Regions from separate parts of the Homo sapiens genome. Here all the other regions are linked to region 1. The links are chromatin loops, found by intact Hi-C in ENCODE. Cell type or tissue: PC-9. All regions are shown on one strand. Links, peaks and the distances in the headings refer to the core of each region. The heading gives the core; the rest is flanking DNA. Region 1 overlaps LINC01358 (long intergenic non-protein coding RNA 1358). Region 2 holds the start of HSD52 (a long non-coding RNA gene). Region 3 has its middle 29 kb from the start of LINC02777.

What was found. Peaks named below come from ENCODE experiments on the same cell type or tissue, not always from the same donor. Only the 100,000 strongest peaks of a DNase experiment are listed, where the experiment ranks them.
Region 2: a loop joins it to region 1, with 7 times the contacts of the local background. A loop is called at or near these places in 5 of 110 quality-filtered maps.
Region 3: a loop joins it to region 1, with 5 times the contacts of the local background. A loop is called at or near these places in 5 of 110 quality-filtered maps.

What each region holds. Positions count from the first base shown.
Region 1 is chr1:59,025,245-59,035,289 of GRCh38, reverse strand. The region is part of intron 2 of LINC01358 (long intergenic non-protein coding RNA 1358); the gene reads right to left. Among named protein-coding and RNA genes, the nearest start is that of LINC01358, 9.8 kb to the right of the region's middle. RefSeq lists an enhancer at 8,648-8,707. In PC-9, for the core only: no CTCF peak of the experiment used is centred there; a DNase peak (open chromatin) is centred at 5,309; H3K27ac peaks cover 1,504 bases.
Region 2 is chr1:59,146,119-59,156,163 of GRCh38, reverse strand. HSD52 (a long non-coding RNA gene) reads left to right here and starts at 9,357. Exons shown (of 3, transcript NR_027120.1): 1 at 9,357-9,488. RefSeq lists a silencer at 9,199-9,348 and an enhancer at 9,469-9,528. In PC-9, for the core only: no CTCF peak of the experiment used is centred there; a DNase peak (open chromatin) is centred at 4,923; H3K4me3 peaks cover 1,075 bases; H3K27ac peaks cover 3,006 bases.
Region 3 is chr1:58,928,375-58,938,419 of GRCh38, reverse strand. No RefSeq gene overlaps it. Among named protein-coding and RNA genes, the nearest start is that of LINC02777, 29 kb to the right of the region's middle. In PC-9, for the core only: CTCF peaks have their summits at 4,458 and 4,657 (motif pointing left); DNase peaks (open chromatin) are centred at 4,779 and 5,329; H3K4me3 peaks cover 484 bases; H3K27ac peaks cover 4,816 bases.

The sequences.
Region 1 (10,045 bases), core at 3,180-8,179:
AGAACTTAGGCCTCTTTCCTGTCAAGAGGCAAACTGTCACTTTGACCCAAGATATTCATAACTCTTCCAGGTGATTAATAGGGGAGTCAAATATCTCTCATTCCTCGAGGCTACTGAGGACCATGTGGTGACTGACCTCATCTGGGCACCGAATGGCACCCCGGCCCCCAGCGATTCCTTCTCTTTGGTGCGGCCCCAGGTCATGGCCGATCAATTTTGCTTTGAGGGGAGGAATGTGAGCACGTCCTCCGCGAAGGCCCAGAACAGACGCTATGTTGTTCTTTCATGACTGCCTTTGCTAAGTGGCTTGTGAACTGAGCCCTTGACAGTGAAGCCAGGCATGACTGGGGAAACTAACTACACAGATGAGCAGCCCCCCTAAGACAAAGGGGGAAAAGTCCAGTGGGTAGGTTGGAGAGGGTGAGCTGTGTCTCAGGAGCTATGGAACAATGCAGCAGTTTCAAACCCAGAGAACCTAACAGGACTTATAGTCTTCTGACCACTTCATTTTACAGGTTAAGAAACTAATGGTCAGAGAGACAGTGACTGCCTTCAAGTCATGCACGAAATTAGCCGTTAGGGGTGAAATTAGGATGAGGCAAATGAGGCACCTACATGACTCTAAGAGGACCCCTCCTTAAACTCTGCACCCAAGACCCCTCACTCAGCTTACCTAATCTTGGCCCTAAGTCCTACACCACCCAGGCTGCGTAACACTTGCCAGTCAAAGACCTTCCTAGAGATTATTATGATATAAATGTTTGTGTCCTCCCCTGGTTAAAATTCATATGTTGAACTCCTAATCCCCAATGTGATGGTATTAGCAGATGGGGCCTTTTAGAAGTGATTAGGTCACAAGGACAGAGTCTTCATAAATGAGATTAGTATCTTTATATTAAAAAAAAAGGACCAAGGGACTATCTTTGCCTCTTCTGCCATGTGAGGATGTATAGAAGGTGCCATCTATGAGGAAAGGGCTCTCACCAGACACTGAATCTGCCAGCACCTTGATTTTAGGTTTCCCGGCTTCCAAAACTGAGAGAAATAAATATTTGTTGTTTATAAGCCTCTCAGTTTATGATATTTTGTCATAGCAGCCCAAACCGACTAAGATAGAGTTTCTATCCATAGAAGGTGCCATGTTTTCTGGCAGATGCACCTGTCCTCATTGGAGCAAAGAAGGGCCTCTGCCTACAAGCAGCCAATGGAAGTCTGGCAGGCAGCTGGGGAGAGCTTGTGTGGTCCACTGCCCCACTGGAGCCTGGGTGATTTCACTGGATGATCAGAGTCTCTCTTGGAAATTTGAACCGTCAATAGGGGAGAGTTTGTAACAGCTGAGAGATGAAGTCAAAGGCGTTCTTGTTCCCCAATTCTTGTTGCTTGTACTGTCCTCAACACATTCCTGTGGTGGAAAGGGAGAGAGAGGTGACCAGTCTTATGCCTCTCCCAAGTGGCTGCTGTGCCACTCACTGTTCAGATTGCTTCCTACCTCATGGGAGAGTGGAGGCGCGGTGGCAGGGGGACCTGCCTCTCCATTCATTCGTTTAACAATTATTGAACACCTCATTATTGCTAGACACAAAGGCCATTAACACTTGGTCCCTGATATTAGGTGCTTACACCTTAGCAGAGGAGACAGAGGCAACAAAAGAGATAATTATATTGCCATTGCCACTTAATAATTATAATGATGAAGAAAGGCAACAGATATTGTTGGGACACTAGGAAAAGATACATATCCATATGGAAAACCTGAGAATAAGTGCGAAACAATGCTTCCTGGAGGAGGTGTTGCCTGAACTGAGTTTTAAAGGGATGAGCAGGACTTCTTCATTCACCAAGTGAAGAGCAAGGGAAGGGCTTTCCAGACTTGATCAAAGGACATGGCTGAGGACCAGCATGGCAGGTGTGGAGGTACTGCAGACAGTTTGGTCGCTATATGAATTGTAAGTGAGGCGGGGCACAGCAAGAAGGAGGCTGAACCTGGTTAGCCCGGCTAAGGAGCTTATACCTCATTTGCCAGGCCAGCTCTCACACACTGGTACTCAAGGCCAGGCATGGAATCTCAGGACAAACTTTATTTGGCCCATAGAAGGTTTTACAGAATTCTGAGTTTGGATGCCTTTAGACAGCCAATCTCCATTTCACCGCAATCCCCACTGCTCCCCATTGCCTACCTATGGACCCGGCACTCATTTCTGTTTCCTCCTGCCTTCTGTAGACTCTAACGATGTGGTGCCTGCTCTGGGGAGTGGAGAGTCTCTGAAGGGTTTCCACCAGGTGATAAGCATGATCATGCCTTTGCTTTACAAAGATTCCCTTGGTGATGATGCAGAGGAGGATGGAGGGGTATCATGGAGACAGACGAGTCCTTTTGGAGGCTGTTGCAATAATCCAGGCAAAAGATGTCAAGGGCCTGCAATTGTGTCCTGGAAGAAAGCATAGTAGGCATGGCAGGATAACCCCACCATCACCCATTGCGGACCCTTGAGGCCTGGGGAAATATGGGAGAAGGTGGTGGGCCTGGAGCTAGCAATTCTATGTCGAGGACCACTTTAAATGACAGACTGTTGTAAGCATCCCTAACCTACTGAGCACCTACTATACCCAAAGGTATGACATTCATAGTCTTCTGTAATTATCCCAACAACCCTGTGGAGCTATTGCTGCCCCTCCCTGCACTATTCTAAGGCTCAAAGAGCTTTCAAGTAGCTCCCACAAAGGATCCTTGCTAAGCGGTTGTCCTGGAATTCAGAGTGAGAATTATGCGATTGCAAGGCTGGGGTTTTGTTCACTACAAGATACCTGTGTGGGTTTATCCTGATGTCATCAGAGTCCAGAGGCCACATTGGACCAGAGTGGTATTTGAGGAGTGTGACCCAGTAGGGGATCAGTATGGACTTTGGCAATTCCCTGACTGAGAAAAAAATAACTGAGAGAAAACTACCCAAGAGGACAAGATGAGAATGTGCATTTGGAGCTTGTTTATTTGGCTTGGAGTCTTAGTCCATCTGGGCTGCTGTAACAAACACCATAGACTAAATTTATTTCTCATGGTTCTGGATGCTGGGAAGTCTAGGATCAAGGTGCCAGCAGATTTGATGTCTGGCAAAAGCCTATTTTCTTTTTCATACGTAGAGCCTTCTAGCTGTGTCCTCACATGGTACAAGGGGCTAGCTAGCTCTCTGGGCCCTCTTTTATAAGGCACTAATCCCAGTTGTGAGGGCTCCACCTTCTAATAGCATTACCATGGGGGTCAGGATTTCAGAATATGAATTTTGGGGGACATAAACATTCAGACCACAGTACTTGGCAAACACCCCTCTACTTTTTCCTCAGAAGATTAGGAAAAGTTTCAAGTTTATTTACACATTAGAACACAAATGCCAAAGCAAGGCTAGATGTTGTACTTTGGGGTCTGCTGGCTATAAAATCTCTGAAGGAGAAACCAGGCTGGAGAGGGCCTCAAGTGGACGGGCCTGGGAGCTCCAGTCCCTAGCTCTGTTCTCTCTGTTCCCCTCCACCAGCTTTAAGGGGAATTAGAAAACCACCTCTATGTCCCAAATGCCAAGCACTCAAAGTCAGTGGTTCTCAAAGTGTGGTTTCCCAACTCGTAGCATCTACACCACCTGAGAACTTGCTTGACCAAATTCTCAGGCCCTACCCAGACCTCCTGATATGGTTTGGCTCTGTGTCCCCACCCAAGTCTCACCTTGAATTGTAATCTCCATAATCCCAACGTGTCAAGGGCAGGACCAGGTAGAGTAATTGAATCACGGGGGTGGTTTTCTCCATGCTGTTCTCGTGATAGTGAGTGCATCTCACAATATCTAATGGTTTTATAAGTGTCTGGCATTTCCCCTGCTTGCACTCATTTTCTCTACTGCCACCCTGTGAAGAGTTGCCTTCCGCCATGATTGTAAGTTTCCTGAGGTCTCCCTAGCCATGCAGAACTATGAGTCAATTAAATCTCTTTTCTTTATGAATAACCCCGTCTTGGGTATTTCTTCATAGCAGCATAGGAATGGACTAACACACTTCCTGAATCAGAAACTCAGGGGATGAGGCCCATCAATCTGTGTTTCAACAAGACTTCCAGGGACTGCGATGTGCACTCAAGTTTGAGAACTACACCAGTAAGTGATAATAAATATGACAACATATTTTTTTGAATGCTTTAATGAACCTTATCTATTTTCCTTGCAATGCCCTGGGCTTCCTCCAAATGAGTAAAGAATTTCTGCAAAGTCACTTAGGGTTCAGCAGAATCCCAGGTGTGGCCAAAGAATGTGCATGGGCAGGTAGACCATCAGTAGGTTAGAACTCAAGTCCCATGATGGCTTTGAAAAAAAATTGATGTTGCTTGATCTGATCTCAGCTTCCAGGGCACCTCTTCAGGGAAGGCTTCCCTGAGCTTCCTGGGCTAAGGTAGAAGCTCCTGTCACATTTTCCCAGAAGCATTCCAAATTTCTGCTTCATCATCACAGTGCTCATCATACTGCAAAAGGTCTATCTGTTTAATCATCTGCTTCCTTCACCCTAAGCTTTTTTTTTTTTTTTTTTTTTTTTTTTTTTTGAGACGGAGTCTCGCTCTGTTATCCAGGCTGGAGTGCAGTGGCTCCATCTCCGCTCACTGCAAGCTCCGCCTCCTTGGTTCATGCCATTCTCCTGCCTCAGCCTCCTGAGTAGCTGGGACTACAGCCACCCGCCACCACACCCGGATAATTTTTTGTATTTTTAGTAGAGACGGGGTTTCACCCTGTTAGCCAGGATGGTCTCGATCTCCTGACCTAGTGATCCTCCCGCCTCAGACTCCCAAAGTGTTGGGATTACAGGCATGAGCCACTGCGCCTGGCCACCCTAAGCTTAGTGAGGGCAGAGACTCTGGTATTCTTGTCCTTGAATCCCTGGAATCTAGCAGAAGGACACTTAGTAAATATGCATTTAGTTAGTTGAACACCAAGCTCACCTTTGCCTGTGGGGCCTTATGCTATCCCTCAGCCTGAATTCTTTCTCCCCAGATTCTGTGTGGCTTGTTTAGCTTCTCATTCCAACCATAGCTGCTAGGTCATCATCTGTTGACCACCCAACCCAACCCGGGCACTACGTTGGTCTCTACCATCCCCAACACTTTGTATTCAACACGGCACTTGATCACTGTTCCATAGTCTGCTGATTATTTTATGTTCTGACTCCTACTTCCTAGAGTGCAAGTTCCCTAGTCAGGGGCTGGTCTATCTTGCTCAACTCCACCCTCAGCACATTAAATCCCTCAGTAAATGATTTTTGAATGATGCATGACTTTTTACTGACTCATTTGTCAAAACACTCTGACATTATCTATGTATGATCATTTTAGAGATTGAGGAAAATAAACTCAAGAACTGGTGACTTGCCCAGGTCACACTACTGGTGGGTAGCAAAACAGCAGCTAGAATCTATAGCTTCTGGCTTTCCAGCCAGTCCTTGTTCCACTACATTCATTACTTCTTTGCTGGACTGAAAAGCTTAGGACTTTTCCTGTAAGTAATACGGAGCCATTGAAGATCTGAAGTTTCAAGGAAGTGGTAGGATGGATTCTCTTTTACTATAAGGTAAGTGCCTCCCTCTCCCATTTTGCCACATTGACTGATCTTATTTCAAAGCCATCTGTTTTTCCACCTGGGGGTCACAAAGTTACTGCCTCACACCATAAATCCACCGTTGGCATTTCCGTGCAGCTGTGTTAGTTGACAGCTCTGCATCACCAGCTCTGTGAAGATGTGGGAAAGCTGGTGCTGTCAGATTCCATCAGCAGAAGATAACCTGTGATTGCTGATGGTTGCACTAATTTACCTGCACTGTCGGGGAGGCCCTTCTGCCCTGTCTGGCATTTCCAGGGAAAGGTACAGTGGAGATAGAGACGTCACTTCAGGAGGCAGCTGATTTATGTCAGAGGATTAATATGACCCTATATCAAGTTCAAGTTTTGGTCAATCAACTCAGAGCCTCATAAACTTTAGAGAAAGGTAACCCCTTTGCTGTTACTTTGGCCCAAAAGAAGAGCACCAATCTTCATTAAAACATGTTTGATAACTGCACAAGGGGGAAAGGATTGATTAAACCAAGTGTAGTACTTTCATAGGATGGAATATTATGTGGCTATTAACATTTGACTTAAAAATAGGTAGAAATAACTGGATTCTTATAATAAATTGGTTAGAAAAATTGGTTACAAAATGTAAAGCACCAAATGAGCCTATGTTTGTTTTGGAAAAGTATAGATGGATAAATGAATGGGTGGATGAATAAAAAGATCATCGATATGTAAACAAATGTATAGTTAGATGGACAGACAGATGATTAAGATAGAAAGACACCAAAGAAAGCGTGGAAAGGCCAACATAAATATGTTAATAGTGGTTATATCTGGATGGCGGGATTAAGAGCAACTTTAAAAATCACTTACCTTTATTTCCTGGTTATTTAATAATAAACTTATATTGCTTTTGTTAACACAAAAGCATAGCTATTAATAACAACAATTCTAATATTCGGAATCAAGAGCTCATCTTTTACCTATGCGTCCTCTTTATACCCTCTTTACTCTTGTTACATGAATGTTCATAATACCCATTCATTCATCCATCCATCCATCCATCCATCCATCCAACCATCCAGGAGGTAGAATCTATCTGGACTTCAGGATGGTATTTAAATAATCCCTCAAGAAAGTTTTATATTGATTTCAGTTCCTCTCATGCCTCTGGGCTATTTTATTCTTCTTGTTGTTGTTACTCTTCTAGACCATGGAGCCCCTTTCTATATCCCATCATGCCAGCCTTTGTACTCTTGGTCAATTTCTACTCACGCTCTAAGACTTTCTTCAGACCTCACCTTTCCCTCTTTCCTCTTGTTGCTTTCATCCCCTCCTTCTACTCCCTCCTCCCTCATGGCCTTTGTTCTCCAATTGCACCTTGTACTTTGTACTCTGCCACCCTTTGTACCCCCGGTCAATTTCTACTCACGCTATAAGACTTTCTTCAGACCTCACCTTTCCCTCTTTCCTCTTGTTGCTTTCATCTCCTCCTTCTACTCCCTCCTCCCCCATGGCCTTTGTTCTCCAATTGCACCTTGTACTTTGTACTCTATTTGAAACTTTCCAATATGTATAGTTATTATCTATGTACTTGCTGTCTCTTGATTAGACTTGGTGCTTCCTGATGCAGAGACTATGTCTTTCATCTCTGCACTCAGGGCCTAACTGCCTAGTAAAAGCTAGTCTGCTTCTCTCACAAGTATGTTTCTGTCAGCCTAAACAGAAGATTGACCAACAACCTTTATACCATTCATTTAATCAACAGGCACTTACTAAGCATCTACTATATCCGAACCACAGAGATTAGTAAGACACAGTTTCTTCCTCCAGGGGCTCACAGCCAGGTTGGGGAGGCAGACATGGGCACATGAAAAAGAACCATAAACAGGCCGCCATAGGATGTCAGAGTCCTATTTCAGCCTAGAGAGAGGGCCTTCTAGGAGTTCAAGAGACCCCTATAGGCTGTCTGGACAGGGGAGAGACTAGATGGCAGGGGGAGGCAGTTAAGGTTTGAACAGAGACTTCAAAGAAGAGAAAGAGAATTTAGACAAACACGAGGGATGAGGGATGGCATTCCAGGTAGGGGGCACTGTGTGGCAAAGGAGCAGAGGTGGTGGGCTCCTGGCTTGTTATGAGTGTCCAGGCTGTGGGAGCTGAAAGGGCATCAGAATTAGTGTCAGCCCCTGGGGTTATGTCTAGCTAGGATCATTTAGAAGCAGTGCGACTTCTCAGAGCCTCAGCTTCTTCACCCATGAATTAAATATTAAATTATCTGCTTTATCTGTCCTATAGGGAAGTTGGGAGAATCCAGTGACTCACGGTGTGTGGAAATTTTTTGTAAATTGTAAAACAATACACTTATGTAATTCACAGAATAAGAATAATCAGCAATATGGCTGGAGGAAGGGATTTATAAGGAAAGAAAACACTTAGGCATGTTGGAATATTTAGAGCAGGGTTTGGGGAAGGCCTTAAAGATTCTGACTCTGACTTTTCCATTTAGCTCTCATGATCCCCAGTACCATTTCTCTTGTGAATTCATTGATCTGGTCCAGCCTGGGTTAGGTGCCCCACCTCATGTTCCCAATATCCCACTTACTTAGTAAGATAGCCTTTTAATTTCTGTTAACATCTATCTTCCCAGCCAGGCTGGGAGTTCATTGAAAGCACACATCTTACTTTATTCATTTTGTAGCCTCAGTGTCTAGCACATTATCTGGCACACAGTCGGGATTCAGTAGATGTCTGTTAGTGATAACTGTTTTAATGGCTACTCTTCATGAAGCGCTTACCAGTTGGCAGTCATTTTGATAAGCACTAAACAAGAATTTGCTCATCATCACAACAACCCTTATTCCCATTTTGCAAATAGAAAAAGTGAGTCATAGGAGGCTTAAATAACTCAGTCAGTTTCACTCAACACATGAGCATTGGAGCTAGAATTTAAGCTGAGGTCCTGAGGTTTCTGAGTGCCATATGTTTCTTGTGAATTCATTCACTCATTCATTCCACCAATAATGATCGTGTGCCTGTCTCGTGCCAGGAACCATTACAGGCTGAAGGAATGTGTCTGGAAGAAGTGATAAATGGGATATCAGATAATCTCATGCTCGGTGAAAATGTGAAACGTATGTGTGACCAAAGTACAGAGCATCCCAGAGGTGTGGGCAACTCAGCTGCGGGTGGGGGTGGAGAGAAGCCTCCAAGAGAAGAGGAAGAGAGCCAAGGGCATTCCATCCAGGTAGAAGAAAGGGCAAGTGGGAGGACACCAGGGTGGGGTGTAGCAAGTTGAGTCTGGATGTTGCAGTGAGTCTTCCTGATTAGACAGTGTACTTCTTGAAGGTGGAAACCGTGTCTTAAACATCTCCACTTTCATAACCCTGCACAATGCCTGCATCTGGTTGCTCAGTGAAAGCTTGGTGGATGACTGAGATGGGTTTCTACATTTTGAAAACAGAGCAAACCTCAAATTTCAGAAGAACACTAGAAGGCCGCACGAGAAAATGACTCCAATTTGCAAGGGGCAGCCAAGCATTACCAGAAGGAAATGAATTTGTGTATTTACTAAGAATCTCTTTGCTTGGCTCAGAATATCCTCAGATCTCCATCTCAAACCTGCTCTCCTGTTAAGAGAATGCACGACAAATTCTGTCTAAAGTACTTTGGCTTTTGCAAGTTGCTAGGATATTAATATATTTATCCACAACCACAGACACTTGGCTCAAGAACAGCCCACTCAGCCCTCACTTGAGGCTAGATCATGGGGATTCAATCAACATGAGGTCCTGAAGGGGCTTTTAAGTCAGCCAGGGACGTGGTCATTGCTTGGAGGTGCCACAGCTGAAGTTTTTCTCCAGGTTTGGTGATAAGAAGTTATTTTTGTTAAGTTGATTTGCTTTGGCCTCTTTTGAGGCTTCATATTCAGTTGTGATTTGCACCTGCCTTTTTTAACCTAAAAACACATGTGAAGGAGAGGAATGGAGGCATATTTTCCCACTCCACAGTCCCTGGGCTTCCAAAATGGGGATGCTTTGGGTCTAGATGTCCTCAAGGAAAATAGGACACTTGGGTTTCGGGGCTCATTACGTGGATGTGAAGGAAATATGGCCTAGAACCTGTTGATATTGTAGCCCAAGGGTCACATACTAGAAGACCACTACCTCTACAATGATTTCAGTGGTGGGCGTGGGGAGGGGAAGGGAACAGGCAGGGCTGTCTTTTGTTAAACTGTAGGATATAGGGATGACTCATGACCTATACAGGGCCAGGCATTTAGCTTTCACATGCCTCAAACACAAATCAATTTGACTACACAAGGGGAAAGCAAAATAAACTCACTTCCTGATTATTTTTTCTTTGGAGGGGGGTCTTGCCTTGTTACCCAGGCTGGAGTGTAGTGATGCAATCATGCCTCACTGCAGCCTTGACCTCCAAGGCTCAAGAGATCCTCACACCTCAGCCTTCCGA
Region 2 (10,045 bases), core at 2,212-7,211, 120 kb before region 1:
TCTCTGTGCTTAAAAACTTCCGGGAATCTTACTTCCTGCCCCAAACCTTTTCAGACAAATGAATGGATTGAGAAATTACCCTTCACAGAAACTTCAGTGCCTTACCTTCAGACAAAATAATGAAAAAACAAAACAAAATATTAAATTAAAAATTTTTGAGACAGGGTCTTGCTTTGTCACCCAGACTGGAGTGCAGTGGTGCAATCATAGCTCAGTGCAGCCTGGAACTCCTAGGCTTAAGTGATCCTCCCACCTCAGCCTCCCAAGTGGCTGGGACTACAGGCATGTGCCACTGTGCCTTGCAGTAAATTAATATTTTATAGAGCAAAGTGGGAAGACTAGAAATAATACCAGACAGAGTTTAAGGCACATCCAGAGAGTGAGGATAAGAAAGAGGACTTGCTGAGGGCTGAGAAAGTGCCAGGCCCTCTCTATGCTAGGCCTAGTCTCACACATCTTCCCCTTCAACCCTCATGACAGTCCTTTGGAATAAAGATTATAATCTTCAGTTTATGAGTGAGGGGATAGAGGCTCACAGAGTTTGGAGAATTTGTCTCAGATAACAAAGTGATTTGTACAGACCTAGGATTTCATCACAAGTCTGTCTGATATCCAAAGCTCATGGATTTTTTCCTGCATGCTTTTTAGCAACCTCTCTGGTCTCCAGCTATGTGTGCGTCAGACCCTGAGGCAGTGCTAGGCCCACCCATACTTGTTTTCTCCATTCTTCACAGTTTTTCTGAAGAGACTCATAAGCTGGTTGGAGCTACTCCTTGGGGAGGTGGAGTTTTCCCTCTCCTCTCCTGGACTCTTGACAGGTCCCCTGAGGGTCATGGGCCCTTGTAGAGGACAGTACCTCCTTACCATGCTCCCACCATGAGGAGCAGGGTCTGAGTCTTCCTGTTTCAGACCTGACACTGCTGGTTCCAGTCATTCCTTCAATTCCTATTTTTTGTTGTTTTGCTGGTGGTGTGTATGTTTGCTGGTTTGTTGGTCTGAGAGCAGCTCTGTACTCAAATTTAATTTGGTGAATGAAGATAAATGACGTGCCCTGAGTCCACTGACAAGCCTTCTCCAACTTAGGTTAGTGGTCTGCCCACTTCTTCTTCTTTTTTTTTTTTGAGATGGAGTCTCCTTCTGTGGCCCAGGCTGGAGTGCAGCGGCGCGATCTCAGCTCACTGCAAGCTCCTCCTCCCGGGTTCATGCCATTCTCCTGCCTCAGCCTCCCAAGTAGCTGGGACTATTGGCACCCGCCACCACGCCCAGCTAATTTTTTGTATTTTTTAGTAGAGATGGGGTTTCACCGTGTTAGCCAGGATGGTCTCGATCTCCTGACCTTGTGATCCGCCCGCCTCGGCCTCCCAAAGTGCTGGGATTACAGGCATGAGCCACTGCGCCTGGCCAGTCTGCCCACTTCTTTAAGGGGTTCACTTCCCAGAAGCCTCTCTTGGCAATTTTGAATAAGGGGTTCATTTCCCAGAAGCCTGTCTTGACAATTTTGAATACTAAGAATACCAAGATAAATGAGTCACAGTCTTGGCCTACTACTAGTTCCCAAAGAAATGGGAGCCATTCTAGGTATTTCAAGCAGAAAGGATTTTAATAGGGGGATTAGATGTTTATAAAATCATCCCAAGGGCTGGAAGAGTGGATTGTAGGCTCTAGCAAGGACTTCCAGAGACAGCTACTACCTGCGCTCCATCAGGAAGGGAGAATGTAGTAGCCCAAAACTGTTGAACTACTGAGTTTTAGATTCTTGAATCTGTAACATACCACATACTTGCATTCTAAGAATCAGCAATCCAGCATAGGAAGCTGTTACTGCTGCTATTAAAACTAACTCTTGACGACTGTAAAACTGTCGATTTGTTACTAGAATATGATGCAAAAAAAAAATTCATGTCTCCACAACTCTGTTCACCAATAGAAAATATCTGAAGCAGCAAGAAACTTTGCTTTGCTTCATATCCTGTATGTGTGTAACTGTTGGTGGAACTTAATTTGCATCCAGAACCTTATCTGCAAGGAAGTCTGGAAAATGGACTCATAGCGTAGAAGATGAGAATGGATATTGGGGGAATATCTAACAGTGTCTGTCACAAACTTATGCACACTATGTAAGGCATGGTAGGTCACAAAGAAGGAAGAGACCATTTCTATCTGGAGATTCAAACAAAGTGCAGAGAAAACACTCAGATTGGGCCTTGAAGAATATCCTGTAGAAGTCTGCCTTAAAGAGGGCTAAAGGACATTTAGGGCAGAGTAAACTTATGTGTTAGACAAGGCAAGCATAGTGCACCTAGAACCATCCTGCACTTCCAGACAAGAAACAGAAGGGAGAAAAAGGAGCAGAGTGAACAATGCTATTTGAGTGGGGGCAGGGCCCAGGTCAAGGCAGGCCTCATATAACATCCTCAAGAGCCCAGACTTTCTCCTAAGTGATGGGAGACCTTTGGAAGGATTCATGCAGAAGGACAACAAAATGAGATGGTGTTTTAGTCCGTTTGTGTTGCTATAAAGAAGTACCTGAGACTGGGAAATTTCTTAAACAACAAACAAAAGCACTTTGGGAGGCCGAGGCAGGCGGATCACGAGGTCAGGAGATCGAGACCATCCTGGCTAACACGGTGAAATGAAACCCCGTCTCTACTAAAAATACAAAAAATTAGCCGGGTGTGGTGGCAGGCGCCTGCAGTCCCAGCTACTCGGGAGGCTGAGGCAGGAGAATGGCGTGAACCCAGGAGGTGGAGCTTGCAGTTAGCCGAGATCATGCCACTGCACTCTAGCCTGGGTGACAGAGCGAGACTCTGTCTCAAATAAATAAATAAATAAATAAATAAATAAATAAATAAATAAAAGGTTTATTTGGTTTATGATTCTGCTGGCTGGAGGACTGGACACCTGGTGAAAGCCTCAGGCTGCTTCTATTCGTGGTGAAAGGCAAGAAGGAGCCTACATGTGCAGAGATCAAATTGCAAGAGTGGAAGCCAGAGGGGAGTGAGCAAACTCTTTTAAACAACCAATTCAGAGCAGTAGTAACAGAGCAAAACTCATTCACCTCTCTCCATGCTGGAGAGCATTAATTTATTCATGAGCTATCCACCTCCCTGACCCAAACACCTCCCATTAGGCCCCACCTCCAACATTGACCCCCAACATTGAGGATCATATTTTAACAGGTTTCTGGGGACAGACATCCAAACTATAGCAGATGAGTTTTAGAAGGGTCACTCTGGATCCTGTCTGGAGGACGCATTGAGAAGGGGAGAAATCAGAATAAAGGGAACACTTGGGAGGATATTGCCATATAGTAGACTAGACATAGTACCTAAACTAGATCTCTGGATGCTGGGATGATGTAGAGAAGTCCTGGAATATATCAGGAAGTTGACTCAATAGGAGTCAATCAAGCTAAAGAAATTGGGAACAATTATTGCTTTTATACTATGCACCAGACTCTATTCTATGCACTTTGCATGTACGAACTAAGTAGGTTCTATTGTCATTCCAAGTCTACATATGCAAAAACTGCAGCACAGCTCACAGCTGGCAAATGGCAGAACCAGGATTTGAAACCAGGTAGTCTAGTTTTACAAAACAAATGCTTACTTTGCTCAATCAGTTCCTCTGATTAATGTTAAAATCTGCTTTCCTATACCTTATGAATCTTCATCCCACTTATTAATTCTGGTTTGGGCCAGAATCAGAAGTTTTCATTTTTAACCCAGAAGTTCATGGATGAATTTCTGCAAATCTAGTGAACCCTGAAATTGTAAAGAAATTTTAATGATTTTTTAGCATTTGTGTATTATTTACTGGGAAGTGGTAGAAAAGCTTTTCGACAGATTCTCCAATGGGTCTTTGATCTAAAAATACACTTGTGAACATTGCTTTAGAGCAGGGGTTCTCAAAGTGTGATCCTGGAGCCAGCAGAATCAGCATCTCCTGGGTATTATTGGGAATGTAGGGCCTATCCCAGACCTACTAAATCAGAAACTCTGGGAGTGGGACCCAGAAATCTGTGTTAATAAGTCTTCCAGATGATTCTGATGTGTGCTCAAGCTTGATAACCACTGCCCTAGAGCAAACATAAACATGAATAATGTGGCAATAGGGTCTGTTCACTGGCCTGGGTGAGACATTCATAGTGGATGTGATATCAAGGAGGGGAGAGCAAAATCACAGAAGGCTGAGATCTTCTTTGGATACTCTCAGGAAGGAAACACTGAGACATAAACTTTGAACTGAGCCAATATTTTGGACAAGGCACTCACGTAGGACTTCCATGGAGCTCAGAACAGGCATTTCTGGGAGATGCTGAGCTCTTGACTTGCAGCTTAGAAGATGCAACCTGTAGAATCATGCATCATTCCCAAATCCCTTGGAGGCTAGCCGTCCCCCTCTCATATACAGTTTCTTCTAGGGCTAGAGTTTAGATATCTTGTTTCATCCAAGGTACACAGACCTCTAATGACATTTCACAGAGGATATTTTCCTGGACTCCCAGGGCATTTAGTATCACTGACACCCTAACCACTCACTGTAAGGTGCCAGGGCCCTGGCCCATACATTTGCCCGGCAACACAACAGCTGTGCACTCTGTGCAGGATTCATGCCTGCAATGCCAGTCTCTTTCAGCATCTTCCTTGAAACACAAAAAGGTCCAGAAACAACCTGCAGTGCTTGGCAATGGAAGCGGTGAGGATCCCTGTGCCCTACTCCCTTGCAGCCTGTCCTCTCCCAGGATCCAGGCTCGGCCTCTTTCTTTCCGCTAAGTCACAAAGCTGGAAAGTGCTGCGGGTAGGGAGAGAGCCTGTGCCTGCTGGTTGGCTTGGAAAGGTTCTGGGAATTCATTATGATCTAAACAACTATTCCAGTTATTCATGTGACTCAGCCCCTGAAATCAGGATCATCCTGTGTCCACAGGGCCGGGTGTTGCTGACTCAGTGCTGAAGAGGGCACCTTGTCAGCCCTCCTAGGCTCCCAACTCCCCCTCTCCCTCCCCTTCCTCCCCAGAGGACACTGAAGGAAAGCAGATGCGTGAGTAAGCTTCTCAGCCTGTTCAGTTTCATTTTTAAACAAGCAACCAACCTCCTCCCATTCTAGCTTCTCACCGCACACATCTGTCAGTCTTCTGTGCATTTTGGTGGGGAAGCAATCACAGTCACTTATGCATCATGCATTCACATATGCATTTAGCACAGGTTTAGCCACACCTACTGTGTGTGCAGCTGATTGCTAAGGGCTCAGATCCAGAGATAGACATGGGCTATATCTGCCCATAACATTCAGGGGTCTAGTGGGGAAAATGCATTAATGGACATTAAGGATGTAATGGAAAAAGCCCTGTAGCAGAGTGCTTTTAACTCTATGGAGAGCTTTGAGATTGCTGAGCTGCAAGTGCCAACCCTTTTTAGGTGTCTGGCATTCCTCTTCAACAAGCAGCAAAATTCATAGACTGTGGTTGGGAACTACTTCATCTATGAGAACTAGAGAGAGAAGAAAATTCCAGGAACCAACATGGCACAAGAGAGGGCTTTCTGGAAGAAGGCTGAAGAAGGCTGAAAGGGTGTGGAGACTAAAGTGGCAAGTTTTACAGTTTTCCCCAAGGGCCTTTCTTTCTTTTTTTTTTTAATATCTACAATTTTTATTTGTAAATTTGAAACACGTAAAATGGAAAAGGAAAATAGGAAGAGAAAAAGAAAAAAAATATATATGTATATATATAACCTAGTGTAATAGTTTGAGCGTTTTTTGTTTTTGTTTTTGTTTTTTGTTTGTTTTGTTTTTCCCTGAATATCTCCTTTTAGGTGAATTCCATCCATCCAGTTACTCCACTGTGGTACATCATACCTCTCTAGATTTGCAACACAGATGATTTCATGAGATTCCCCTTCATCACTGTCTTGGGTTGTTTCCACTCTTTTCTCCATTACATCTTCAATCTTTGTTGTTTTATTCCCCAGTTCCACTGGTGGTGGAAGGTGGGGGGGAATCCTCAATATATGGTCAAAAGTAGATAAGTGGCAATAAAATTAAGAGTTAAATTATTTTTTCTTAAACATAGAAGCAGTTTTCCCATTGTCTTTTAATTGCCAGTTGGAGAAATTTTTTTAATAGTTTCATTCTTGTCCTTTTCTTAAGTCTGATACACACTATGTACTAAGCACGATGGCACAATTTTCCCAAAATAGTAAACTGCTTGAGCTTTCCTTCCTCATTTGATGGGGGAAAGGTGGAGTGAAAAAAAGAAAGATCACATGCTGTTGAATGAAAATTAAAGAAAATATTACATGTAAAGTATCATATCTCATTAACTACTAAAAGAATACACACGCGCACACACACACACACACACACACACAGTAGGTACAGAAAGCTTAAGTAGCCTCACTGAGTGTGGCTGAGCCGAGATTAGGGCCTGTGTTGTTGCCACTTACAAACTTACTGTACATGTAGGTACATAACGCAACGAGATGCTCAGATCCCATTTTACAGATGGGAAAACTGAGACTTGGAGAAGTTGAGTAACATCTCCAAAGCCATACAAATAGTAGGTGAGGTGGCAGGCCTTCAGACCCAGGTGTATCTGAATTCAAAGTCTGGGCCCTTTCTGCCACACCATCCTGTTTTTGTCTTTTTTTTTTTTCTTTCCCTTTGTGAGACCAGATTTCATTTCTCTTTAGGATCTAGTTTGAACCTCTATAAACATGGAATCTGATACCATTGTCATCCAGGATTATGATTTTAATCCATTGCAACATTAGAATTAGAATGCTTAAGCTTAACCCCAAGCATACTTCCTTATATTCATTCATTCATTCAATACATTTATATTGAATATTCATCTGTTTGTGCCAGACCCAGGTCCCAAGAAAAGAGCAACGAAAAAGACAGGCAGGCAGGGTCCTTTCTCCTTGTGGACCATTGAGCATAACAGGGAGAGAAAAATGTGAAGTAATAGTTACACAACTGATCAGTTTATTACAACCGTAGTAAATGGTATTATAATGATAGCTACACTTCCATTGTTTACTATGTGCCAGTACCTATCCTAGGCAATGTACATATATTAACTCATTTCATTCTCATAGGCATACGAAGGAAGTAGAGAAATCAAGGAAGGCTTCTTGAAGGAAGTGTCAGCTCAGTCTGGAAGCAGAAATTATATTAAGGAGAGGGAGTTGGGGAGGAACATGAGTATCCTAGGACTGTGCTGGCCAGGTAATCCTTAGCTACATGAGGCTATGACACATTTGAAATGTGGCTAGGCTGAATTGAGGTGGGCTATAAATGTAAAATACATACTAGGTTTCAAGACAGTATAGAAGAAAATATGTATGATAGTGTGTTAATTTTTTATGTTGATTACACGTTGAGATGATATTTTGGGTATATTGGGTTAAACCAAATATGTAATTAATATTAAATTTACTTGTTTCTTTTTACTTTTTTAAATGTGGCCACTAGAAAATTTAAAATTAATTATGTGTCTCACATCATATTTTGATTGGACAGTGCTGCTCTAGAAATCTGGGAAGCTTCAGGGAGCAGGTACGTCAGGGGAACAAGAACCCAGAGGAGGTATGGGGAATGATGAGAGAAAATTAAAAAAAAATGCTGAAAGCAAATATGAATTACCAACTCTCTAATCTGCAGGTCAGAAAGGGTCATTGCAACCTTTGCAAGCCCCAAATCTGAGAGGTTGGGGCCCACCAACTTATGAAAATAGTATCATTCTCAAAACAAGCTCCAGCTGTGAGCCAGGGGATGGTTAACGGCTGTTTTTGAGGCAGATTTTGTAGATGGACGAGGCAAGAATCATTAGGGCAAAACAGTAAATCAAATTGGAGGGTAAAAGTCAATCCTTTAACAATGGCTGGGCCAGACCTCTAACATCTTCCTGCCCGCCCTTTTACCTCTCTGGCCTCATCTCCTACTCAGCTTCTTCCCCATCCCTGCCCCTACTCCAGTTACAATGGCCCGTTTGATGAGCCTCAAACACATCAGGCATGCTCCTGACTCGGGACCTTCGCGCTGGCTGTTCCCCCTGTTGGAAACGCTCTTCCCCTAGCTATCCTATGGCTTAATATCTTAACTCACCTCATCAATAAGGCCTACCTGCCCATCTTATTTAGAATTGCAACTCCAATTGCACTCCTTTACCCTACTCTTGTTTTTCTTTTTGTAACTGTTACTACCTTCTAACATATTCATTGATTTACCTTTTATTGTGTTTACTGTTAATCTCCCTATTAGGAAGTATGTTCTCCAAAGACAGGGATCTCGGTTTTATTTCCTTCATTATCCCCCATACCAAGTCAGTGCCTGGCATAGAGCACCTGCTGAATTAACTTTGTTTTTTGAATGAACGAAAGCGTCAATGGTGATGCTCAGGGCAGGTTTGGTCAGTGGACAGGCATCCTCTGTGTACCCTCTCCTCTCCGGAAGAAAAGGACTCTTTTTTCCTCTCCTGCAGTTGGATTTAACTAACCTCGCTTCCCGTTCAGCGTTTACTACTCAGGGTTCTGCCCTGTTCTGGATCCCACACATAGGCTCCCAAGAGAGTAAAAGAAGCAGTGAATGCAGAGGAAAACGCCCTGGATTGGAAGCTGGGATTCCTAGGTGCCCTCCTGGCTTAGCAGCAACGCACTTGTTTCCCCAGCTGTCAAGGGTTCCAGGCTCAGTGGGAGGCTGAACAAGGTGCTGACCGAGTTCAGAAGAAAAATGAGGGGAAAATCGTTACCTAAAGGGCAGTGGCTCTCCAGGGATGGTCCTTTGACCAGAGGAATCAGCATCACCACCCTAAACCCACAGAATCAGAAACCGTGGAGGGAGCCAGCAACGTGTTTGAATACAGCCTCTGGGTGATGCTGATGCACTCAAGTTTGAGAACTGCTACTCTGGGGGAAAGAAGGACTTTGTTGGAGCCTTGGAGGCAGGGACGGACTTCATAGGTCAGGCGAGAGGACAGGTCCCCGCGAGGGCGGACTAGCACTGGGTTGGTTCCCTGCATCCAAGGCCGCGCAGGGTGGTCCCAGCCCCAGTCTGACCTGGGAAGTTGGAAAGGCCAGGGCTCCTACGTGCTCACACCTCCACCCCAGGAAAGTCCCGGCGGCGAGGCCGTGACCCTCCGCCGGAACGCCCGCCTCCCTGCAGCCTCAGCCCCGCCCGGGAAAAACCGCTGCGACCCGGGGCAGGTCCGTTCCCGCTGCTCGCAGCCGGCGGTCCCTGGCCCGGCGGTCCCTGGCCTAGCGCCCCCGCGCCGCGCTGGTGGGGAGCGCGGCCCCTCCGCCCCGTGGCAAGTTCCCTTCTCAACTGCCCTGCGCCTCCGCTGGCCCGCGTGAAACCCTCTCTGCTGCCTCGACTGACTGTCGTTTCCGTGTCTTGATTGTGGCCTCTGCCTCTCCCCCTTCCGATTTCGTTCGACTTCTTTCTACAGTTACTAAGCGCCCACTGTGTGCCCTGGAAGGGACTAGACTCAGCAGGTAACGGGAAACGAAGGCACCTGCCGCTCTGAAGTTTCTCCGCATCTCCCTCCATCCTCTGTTCCATCCCCATTCTCAGCATTTGTCCCCTCCCTCCTCTTCTTTTTTTTTTTTTTTTTAATTTAATCTAAAGGAACCTTGCTTCTGGAAGACCTCACAGTAGAATTAAAAAGCCTACTTTTATCTGACTTCTAGAGAGTTGCAATTAAAATGTACATCTTACCTTGACTCATGCCAACAAGTTAAGCTGTTATCAGCTATTAACACCTCAACCAGAATTAGTTTATTAACCTAAAGCAGACAGCTTTATCCTATGGAGGTCGCCTACTTGAGATAAACTATTATTCACATACTTTCACTTTTGTGCCACTCACTCATTCAAAGAAAAATATTCAGTCGTTCAACTATTTATTGAGCACCTAGTATGTGCCAGCATTGTTCATGACTAGCACTGGTCGATGGCAATAATATTAACTACATACGACATTTTAAATTTTCTAGCAGCCACATTAAAGAAAGTGAAAAGACATAGGTAAAAGTAATTTTAATAATTTAAC
Region 3 (10,045 bases), core at 2,715-7,714, 96 kb after region 1:
AAAAATGACTGAAATTTTACAAAGATTTTTAAAATTAATGATAAGGATATCCTGGCTGGCGTGGTGGCTCATACCTGTAATCCCAGCACTTTGAGAGACCGAGACAGTGGGATAGCTTGACTCCAGGAGTTTGAGACCAGCCTGGGCAACACAGTGACCCCACACCTCTTAAAAAATAAAAAGAAAGAAAGAAAAGAAAAAGAGGGATACCCTGAGTACTCAAAGTGTCAATGCGGGCCATCAGGTGGGTGATAAATGGCCTTTGGAGCACACAACTCGGGCAATTATGAACTGTGATATTGAGGACAAGGTGTAGCACCTCACTTAGCCTTAGTTTTCAATATGTAGATGTAGTTACTACCTGTTTGTTAAAAAAATTAAAGATAACTGTACCATATCTCATAGAACTTAAATTATTGATTTCAGCATCTCTGAAATTAAGATATGTCACATTTTAGAGTCTATGAAACAACAGTATGTAAAGCTCATTACACAAACTGGACACTCAATACTTATGGACAATTATTATCTAGTAAGAGCCAGAAGTTGTGCCCTGTAAGACATCCTGCAGCACACTTAAGGCAGCTGACAGCAACACTAGGATGGCCAGATTGCTAGAGAACAGGAACCACATCTTCTGTTCATGGTACACTATTCATGGTCTGTTGCATGAGTGGATATACCTGAAGGGCCCTGAAGCTCATCATTCCAAATCTGAGATTCCAGATTCCATGGGCATTAATGTTACCATAATAGTACCAACCACCAAAAAGTGTTATATTTTCTGAATCCAGAATCAGGACACACAATTTATCATCTACAAAATGAAATAAGACACTCAATGTCTGATCTAACTCAAATCATCTGCTGTGGTCAGAACCATCTAGAACAACCCAAATTTCTTAGAACCATATTACTTCCCACCTCTGAATGTTTGCATATGCTCTTCCTTCTGCCTGGAATTCCCTTTCTCCTCCCTTCCTTTCTTCTTTCCTTCTCCTGTGCTAGAGGCATTGGATACAGGATGGGCAAATGGACAAGGCCCCTGCCCACACATCAGTTCCAGACTGGCAGAAAAGATAGCTAAACAAGGACTAACAAGTAAGGGCAGAAACTGCAGGGAGTGCTGAGATTAGGCAATGGGGTGAACCTCTGTCTCTCTATACTGGCTCCCTGACAAAACCCAGCTTTTCTTTCGAGATACAACTCAGTATCCTCTTTTTTGTGAGGCTTTCTTCTGTAAGGCTGTTCTGGACCCCTCAAGTTAGGCTGACTTCCCCATCAATGGACTGCAACCCTGGGGTAGCACCTTTCACTCTGACCCCACTTCTAGACTGTGAGCTTCTTGAGTGCAGAAATGTGTCTAATTCATAGCTTGGTTCCTAGGACAATGGCACGCACATAGTAAGTGCTCAGTAAGTGTTGCTGAATGAAGATGATTTGATGAATGATTAATTTTGTGACTAGCGGATTTCTCCCTATGAAGAACCTCAAAAAAATATAAACAGCCAATTGTGTTTAGCTCCCTTTTTTACTGGGTCTCAGTATAGTCTCTGTAAACAGGGAATTAGAGTAATCAGCATATTTCCTCTCTTCTATTTTCCTATTTTGTCTTTCTTTTCTTTTGTTCTTTGAGTAGAACCTTTCCATCAACTGCAATTGTACCCAGAAGCCCAAGGTGTAATGTAAATAAAGTCTGAACTTCTCTGAAGCTAGAGATGGGACTCAAATCCTCAAAGCTCATCTCCACTTTCCTTTTGCCAGGAAGAGTACATTTCAATACCCTCCATCCTCCCTGTCACCCTAATGCTAAATCAGCCTGAAATTAACTATATCTCAAGTAGCCAGAACCACTGGGACCAGGTATTACAGCCGGGAAAATAATAACAAATATTTATAGAGTGCCTAATACATGCCAGGGCAGCCAGGGCTTTTTAAAAAGGATCTTGTTTCTGTTTTTTTTTTTAAAGATCTGTTTAATTTTAATTCTTTTTATTTTCAGTTTTTATGGGTACATAGTAGGTGTTCTTTTTCCTTACCACCCCTTTCTCTTAGTCTCAAATTATTTCTTTTCAAATTAAAACTAATCTTGTATTGTTAGCCACCTTAAATACTTTTGAGAACAAGTTAACTTTATAAACAGATACTAATACAAAACACAGTATTCATTTAATCCTCACAACAAATCTGTGGAGTTAGTTTTAGAAATTCTGTTTCATACCTGAGATCAGCGGGGCTCAGGGAGAAAGAGAAGTTGCCCAACATCACTCCAGGAAGTTCGCAAGCACAATCCTAGCTCTCTGCTAGTGGGGCTTGCCATGCCTGGCACCACTCTCACTAGCAGGTTTACGTTTACTAATTTATTTAATCCCCATAAAACCCAGTGAGATGGATACCGCTGCTGTCGCCACTTTACAGATGAGAACACAGAGGATTGCACAGGTGAAGTAGCTTGTCCAGGGCCACGTGACCAACAAATACTGGGCCAGCCCTTGAACCAAATCATCCTGATCCATGCCCAAGCCTGTGTTTGTACCAATGTGGAGCCCATCTCGCCAGTCTGACTTGCCCTGCTTCTGTGACATGGGTGACAGCAGAGAGCTCTGCTGGGGACCTGAGAACCTCATCTTGTATTAATGCCTTCTTGCCTCAGAAGCCTCCTGCCTCGGAAGCCCTTAACTTCCCTCCTCCCTTTAAGGGCCTTCTCCTTCCCTCCTGAGCGGGGCTGGAGGAAATGCAGAAAGGCTGGGGCCATCAGAGTAGAGTCAAGGCAAGTACCATGATCATTAAGCAAACCAGACCATCTGGGGGCAAATCTGAGTCTCCCTGCAGCCTGGCTATTGACCTCTCCCAGGTTAGTTAATGTAAGTCTCCATTTTCTCAGCTACAAAATGGGGATTATAATAGTAACAATCCCAGAGGTATTGTAGTAGGGCATGAAAAGTGCTTAGAACAGTATCAGTCGGCCTCTTGGATCCGTGGGTCTTGCATTTATGAATTGCACCAACTGCAGATTGAAAATATTCAGGAAAAAAATAATTGCAAAGTTTCAAAAAGCAAAACTTGAATTTGCCATGTACCAAGTACTATGTTAAATCCACACAAGTGAAGTGATGTCTAGACATTGTGTTAGGTGTTGTAAGTAATCTAGAGATGATTTAAAGTGTACAGGAGGATGTGTGTAGGTTATATGCAAACACTACCCCATTTTATCTCAGGAGCTTGAGCATCCTTGGATTTGGGTATCCACAAGAGTCCTGGAACCAATTTCCCTGCGGCAATGACTGTATACAATAATTGTTGGCTACAGTTATGTGTATGTAAAAAGCCTAGCGATTAATAGCTGCTGTCTATGTTACTACAGTCGAGTCTTTGTCTTGGGGGATTCCATATATACATGGAACTTTTGACCAGGGGGAAGCTAGAATTAGCCAAAAAACTGAGTCAGGATGGGAATCCTGATCTTGTTCCTTCTTATTCAGGTTCTTTTCCTGTGGGCAGCCTTCCAACAAAAGCCTATTCAAACTGACAAATGCTCTCAAGTAAACCTTTACTGTCTGCCAGACCCCGCTTGAGCCTCTAGGTCCAGAAAAACCAAAGAGGCACAGGGTCTCCCTTCCATTTTTTGTTAATTGTGGGAAAATACTCATAACATAGTATTTATCATTTTAACCTTCATAATTGTCCAATGCAGGGACATTAAACACATTCACAATGTAGTGTGAATCACCTCTATCTACATCCAAAATTTTTCGTCATCCCCAGCAAAAAAACTCTTTACCCATTAAACAAAAAAACCCACCTTCCTTCCATTCCCCCCAGCCCCAGGTGACCTCTATTCTACTTTCTGTCTCTAACCACATTTAAAAAGAATGTTTTTGGCCAGGTATAGTGGCTCACGCTTGTAATCCCAGCACTTTGGGAGGCCAAGGCAGGTGGATCACGAGGTCAGGAGATTGGGACATCCTGGCTAACACAGTGAAACCCCGTCTCTACTAAAAAACAAAACAAAACAAAACAAAACAAAACAAAACAAAAAAAAACCACAAAAAATTAGCCAGCTGTGGTGGCAGGTGCCTGTAGTCCCAGCTAATCAGGAGGCTGAGGCAGGGGAATCGCTTGAACCTGGGAGGCAGATGTTGCATGAGCCGAGATTGTGCCACTGCACTCCAGCCTGGGTGACAGAGCAAGACTCCATCTCAAAAAAAAAAAAAAAAAAAAGAATATTTTTATTGTGGTAAAATATACATGACCTTAAATGTATCATTTTGACCATTTTTAAAATTACAGTTTAGTGTCATTGAGTACATTTGCACTGTGCAGCCATCACCACCATCCATCTCCAAAACTTTCATTTTCCCAAAGTAAAATTTTGGACCCCTTTCCCCCAGCCCCTGGCATCCACCATTCTACTTTCTGTCTCTGAACTTGACTACTCTAGCCTCCTCATATAAGTAGAATCATACATTATTTGCCTTTTTGTGTCTGGCTTATTTCATTTAGCATAATATCTTCAAGGTTCATCCATGTGTAGCGTGTTCCCTCCTTTTTAAGGCTGAGTAATATTCTATCATATGTATATACCACAGTTTGTATATCCATTCATCCATCAACGGACACTTACTTGTCTTGCTTCCACCTTTTGGCTGTTGTGAATAATGCAGCTTTAACATGAGTGTGCATTTCTCCCTATCTTTGAGCCTCTTGTGGTCTAATGTGGGGGAGGGACATGTAGATCCACCTTCAAGTTGCCTTCAATGAGCTTCTGTTTCCTCATCTGTAAAATGAGGGTCATGTGGGAATTAAATGAAACAATGCATGACTTAGTGCAGTGCTTGTCACACTGTAAACATTCTATAGATATTAGCTCTTGCTGCAGCTACAGCTGCTATCAGGCAGAGATTTTTCAAAAGAAGAGAGGACTGGAAATAGGATGTTTATCTTGAGATCTCTGATAAACATCACATCAACCTACTCTCACAAACATCCTGGCAAGTAGGCCTGAAGATCTCGATTTTCCAGACAAAGATACAGACTCAGAGAGGCCCTCAACTATGAGACAGAAGAGGTGAGCCTGCAACATGGCTTGCTAGGGCTTCTTACTTTGTCAAACTGTGTGAGCCAAGACAGAAAGGCCCAGGGGAAAGCAGCAAATAAAATCTCCCTTGAATGCAGGGCTGTCCTGGGGTAAAGCAAACACACTTGTCCCAGGCAGCTGGAGGAAGGAGCTGGGAGGGCAGATTGAGGAAAGGCATTACACAGAGGCAGGAGCACAGCCTAGGCAAAAGCCTAGAGGTAAGAGGTATAGCATCTGCAGGAGAAATGGCAGGATGCCAGTCAATGAGGTGCAAAGGGCGTGTGCATGGAGGGTGGGGCCAGGCCACAGAGGGCATTGCAAGGCGGACCAGCCCAGTCCAGTTCCTGGGCCTGAGAGGGCTCTGAAGAAATGCCCAAGGTGGCATTTCAGGGAGATTAGTCAGACTGATTGGACAGACGTGCTTGCCTTGCAACACTTTCCTGCCTTCAAACCACAAGCAGTATTTTAAAAATTAATCTTGTGTCTTACCAATATTATGTACATAGTTCAAAAAGTCAGATAGTTCTACAAAGCCCATTCCCCAGCCCCATTTCCCTCCACGCCCAAATCTTACCACCCAGAGACAGCCACTGTTCAATATTTCTTCCAGTATTTAAGTCCGTGCTTCTAAATATTATGTCTACATGTCTCTTTCTTAATTTTTTCATTAGTTATATGGCCTACTGACTTTCCATTACAAAAGAGAACGACTTAGCTCTCTTCTGTCATGGAAACACTTTACCTTTCCCAACTTTCCAATCTAGATATAACATTCCTTTTGTTAGATTAGTTTTTATAGCATTGTGACCACATAAATCACAGCTAAGCCATATTGTATCATGATTAAATTTTTGCTTTTATATGACTTATTCTTTTCACTGAAACTGCTGCCTCATTTAAAAAAAAAAATCTATTAGCTTTATTTCCTAGGTACACACATCCCTCTCCCCTCAGTGAGAAATTTAAGTCTGCTCTCAGAATCTTCAAGCACATCAGGTAATCAAGCCATCCATCTTGCTTCCTTCTGGAGCTCTCAGTGGTCCTGTTCTCACCTGGATGTTTGTTCTCTGTCTGCTGCCAAGATGTAGCTGTCCCCCGGATGTGGCAAGGGCATCCCTGACGCCAGACAGGTGAACATCATTCATCTATAGATTTTACTCAGAAAACACCTACTGTGTGCTTCCAGTTGCCAAAGAGGTCCCATGCTGGAGGCTGGAGATGCAGAGGTGACTTGGATACAGTTTTTACCTTCGAAGGGCTCTCAGCCCAATTGGGATAAATACAGTTAAGTGATGGGCCAGAAGTAAGCCTGGACGTTATGGGAACTCAGCCTTTGGAAGAGCCAGGAGTTATGAAAGGCTTCCTGTAAGAGGTGATGCTAAATGAGCCTCGGCTCGTTAGGAGGAGTTTTCCAAGTGTTATGGGATCAGATTCCTGGTAAGAGAACATTATGTGCACAGTCACGGGAGCATGACAAGACATGACTCCTTCTGGAAATTGTAAGTAATTAATTAGTGATGATCATGTGGGAGGGTTCCAGTCGAGGGGTGGGCAGGGTCCTGTGTGCCAGGTTAAGGGACCTGAGGGCAGTGGGGAGCTACTGAAGGATTTTAAGAAGGGGTGACATGGTCAGGCCTGCATTTAGAAGGGCTAGTGAAGGGGACATTGAGGTCTAGCAGAGGATAAAAAGGCCTGAGCTAACACTGGCACTGGGAGTGAGGCATGGGGCTCAAGATACCTTTTAAAGAAACCAAATGGACTGGACTTGGGGACACAGGGGATGTGGGGATGACCGATAATTCCCAAAGGAAAAAGTGTTTCGATTCCACATATGTCTCCTGGGAAACCTGAAGGTACTCTAGGCTGGGAAAGCTACTGGCCTCTTGGGGTATTTGGGGACCAGACATGCTAAGGGGGTGGATACCCAGAGACTAAAGGAACAGGACCCGGGCCTAGGGTCTCTATAAATTGGAGAGCAGAAGCAAGACTGAAAGACCATGTGGTGGAAAGGGTTGGTGCAGCCTGATAGGTAAGACCATGAGCTCTAAGCTCAGGCAGCCCTCAGTTTAAATGCCAACTCTGTCAACTGCTTGTTGAGCCTCAGTTTACCCATCAGAGAAATGGGGATCATAATACTACCTACCTCATGGAGTGGTTGTGAGGAATAAATGAGACCTTATCTGTAAAGCACCTGGCATGATGCCTGGAACAGAAGAAGTGCTTCGTTTTGTGTCTTCCTATTGTTGGTCTTGGAGAGTAAAAACTGCTTCAAAGATCAGGTGACATTTGAGGTGATCTCAGAAAAGGAGTAGGCAGAGATGGCTTCATGGGCAGGCCCACAGGGCCATGAGCACAGAAGAGCCCCATACATGATTGAATGTTCTGCTCTACCATCTTGAAATTCTCAACGATTTTTGAGCAAGGAGCCCCCCATTTTCATTTTTCACTGGATGCTGCAAATTCGCTAGCTGTGCTGTCATAGGAGACCATTCGGCAGAGAAGAGGAGGGGAATGCTTTTGAAGCAAAGGGGCTTTAAGTGTGCAAAGACACGCTGGAACTCAAGGCTCAGCCTGTTCTGAGAACAACCAGCACGAGTTATGATGTTCCTAGCTGGAGAGTTGTGTACGAGGTAGAAGCTCCAAGTGGAAAACAGTGAAAGGCCTCAAATGCAACACTAAGGAATCTGGCTGTTACATATTGTATATGTGGGGGGCTTCCAAACATTTCAAATCTGAAAATGTTAAGGTCATTGATGTTCAGGCAGAACACTGGTGAAACTGGAGGTGGAATGGTGTGGAAAGTGTTGTGATCTGTATTTTATAGAAGAGAAAACTGAGTCCTAGAGAGGTGATATGAGCATGGCTGCAATATGATTTTCACAGGCCCTAGGCAATTTTGCCTATGTGGACTCCTTTCTCCAGAAAAGTGTGCATGTATGTGTGTGTGCGTAAAATTATACTTTACAACTACATTGACATGAAGACAAAGATCTTACTATTCTATAAGAAAACATTTTCTTATAGACCCAAGGTGCTGTGTCTGCTGTGCTGAACAAGTAAGTCATCCGGGATGTCAGTTGCTCTCTTTTCAGATGTTGTAGCCAGGACTCCTGGACCTTTCTGGAATGGGTGGGAAGTCCTGTTTCTCCTCAAAGGGAATGCTAGCTAGTCCCAAAGGTCATTTCAACTGGGGCCTTCTGTGCCTCCAGGGACACTGTGTTCCAATCTCCTACAGAAGGAACTGAAGTTTGTCTGGGTTTGGAACTGGAAGGTGGGGCTGACTGACAGGTAAAGGAGACAGAGTTGTGAATGTTCTGGGGTTTGGGGAGAAATCAAAGGTCTCATATCTGCAGATGTTTGCGACTTTGCCCTTATGTCACCTACAGCTTCAACCCCAGGGACTGGGCTGCCTACCTACTCCACCCACGGGGAGGGCGGGGAGGCTGAGTCAGCGGCGGCGGCTGAGGATGTCTGGAGAGGAGAAAGATCACTGTCTGTCTGTCTGTTGGGGTTCCAGAGAAACCTGTCTGGAGAGGGGGAAGCATGCAGGCCTTCCTTTGCACGTACGTCAACTGCTCACGTAGCCAGGAGAGTCGACAGAGGTTCTAGAAGGATAGTCCCTGCTTTACCTCCTTCCTGAGGCTTTCCTTAAAGATCTTCACTGGCCTTCTCTCCCTTTCCCCCTGAAACCCGGGACAGTGACAGGATGGCCTAATTCATGAGCTTCAGTCCAGTCCTCCCCCTCTCCCAGCTTTGACTACTCATGTACCTGGTGGGGAGGGAGAATGGCAAACAAAAGAGAGCATAAGGAGGGCGGAGGGACTATTTGGGAAAGAAAAATAGATCTGGCATAGCAGTCCCTTTAGGTCTCAATCTTCAAACCTGGGCTTTCTCTGGGCCCAGGGGTTTATGAGTGAATGAATGAATGAATGTTCAACCTTTCCTGGTCTTAGAAGTCACCCCACTGTCTGTCCTCCAGTTCTTATGGTCAGGAGATACCCAACTGCTTCTAAAATAGGAAGGAAATTGATCAGAAAGGAAACCTGCAGATAAATTTGAGTGAGAATTATTGAGACAGTTCCTACCTGATTACCTCTATTTTCTCTACAAAGGCTGAAGGTTTGGTGGGATGACAAATAATAGGAATCGCTACTGCATAGAGGAGAAGGGATCTGACTGGGAATTTGCAAACACATTACAGGGCAGTGTGTGGCCCCTGTGATTTTGGTGGGTAAGAGTAACAGCTAATGTTTCTTGAGCAGTTATTATTGTCCAGGCACTGGGCTTAGTGCTCTGTAGACGTGACCTCTTTGGTCTTCAGATGCACCTAAGAGGCAGGTGCCCCAGTCAAGATGAGCCAGGTCATACTACAGGAATTACAAAAAAAATTCTAGGTGGCTGCAGACACAAAGGTCTATTTCTTGCTCCTGCTCCATGCATCCATGAATGTGGCAGGGGGAAGAGGTATGGCAAGTTGCAAATCCGAGAAACCAATAAGGTTTGAAAGACTGGGAAGGAACAGAGAAAGGGGTTCAGAGTCTGGAATTCAGGAGGAGGTCAATGAGTCAGTCTGAGGAGAGCTCTGAAAAGATAAGAGGGAGGGGTCAGAGTGAGACCCAGCTATTTGAGATTTCAAAGGTGGAGCAGTAGCCAGCCGAGATGAAAGCTGGGTGCGGCTCTGAGTATAGGTGGCTGCCGCGGAATAAAGCAAAGGTCCCTGGAGTTGAGGAGGTCGAAGGTGGGAAAGAGGGAGCCACACTTCTAGTCTTGGGGAAAAGGGGGTCTGGAAGGATGCAACAAGCCCCTGGTGAAGTACAGTGTAGCTTCTTGGGTTATAAATTTTACCAGGACATGAGATTTGTAAATAATGTTTTAATAGCCAAACCTGGGAATAAAATATAAGATTTCAAAAAAGTGTGTGTGGAGGTCCACATGCCTCTACCGTGGAAAGCTGGAGAAGCACTGGGT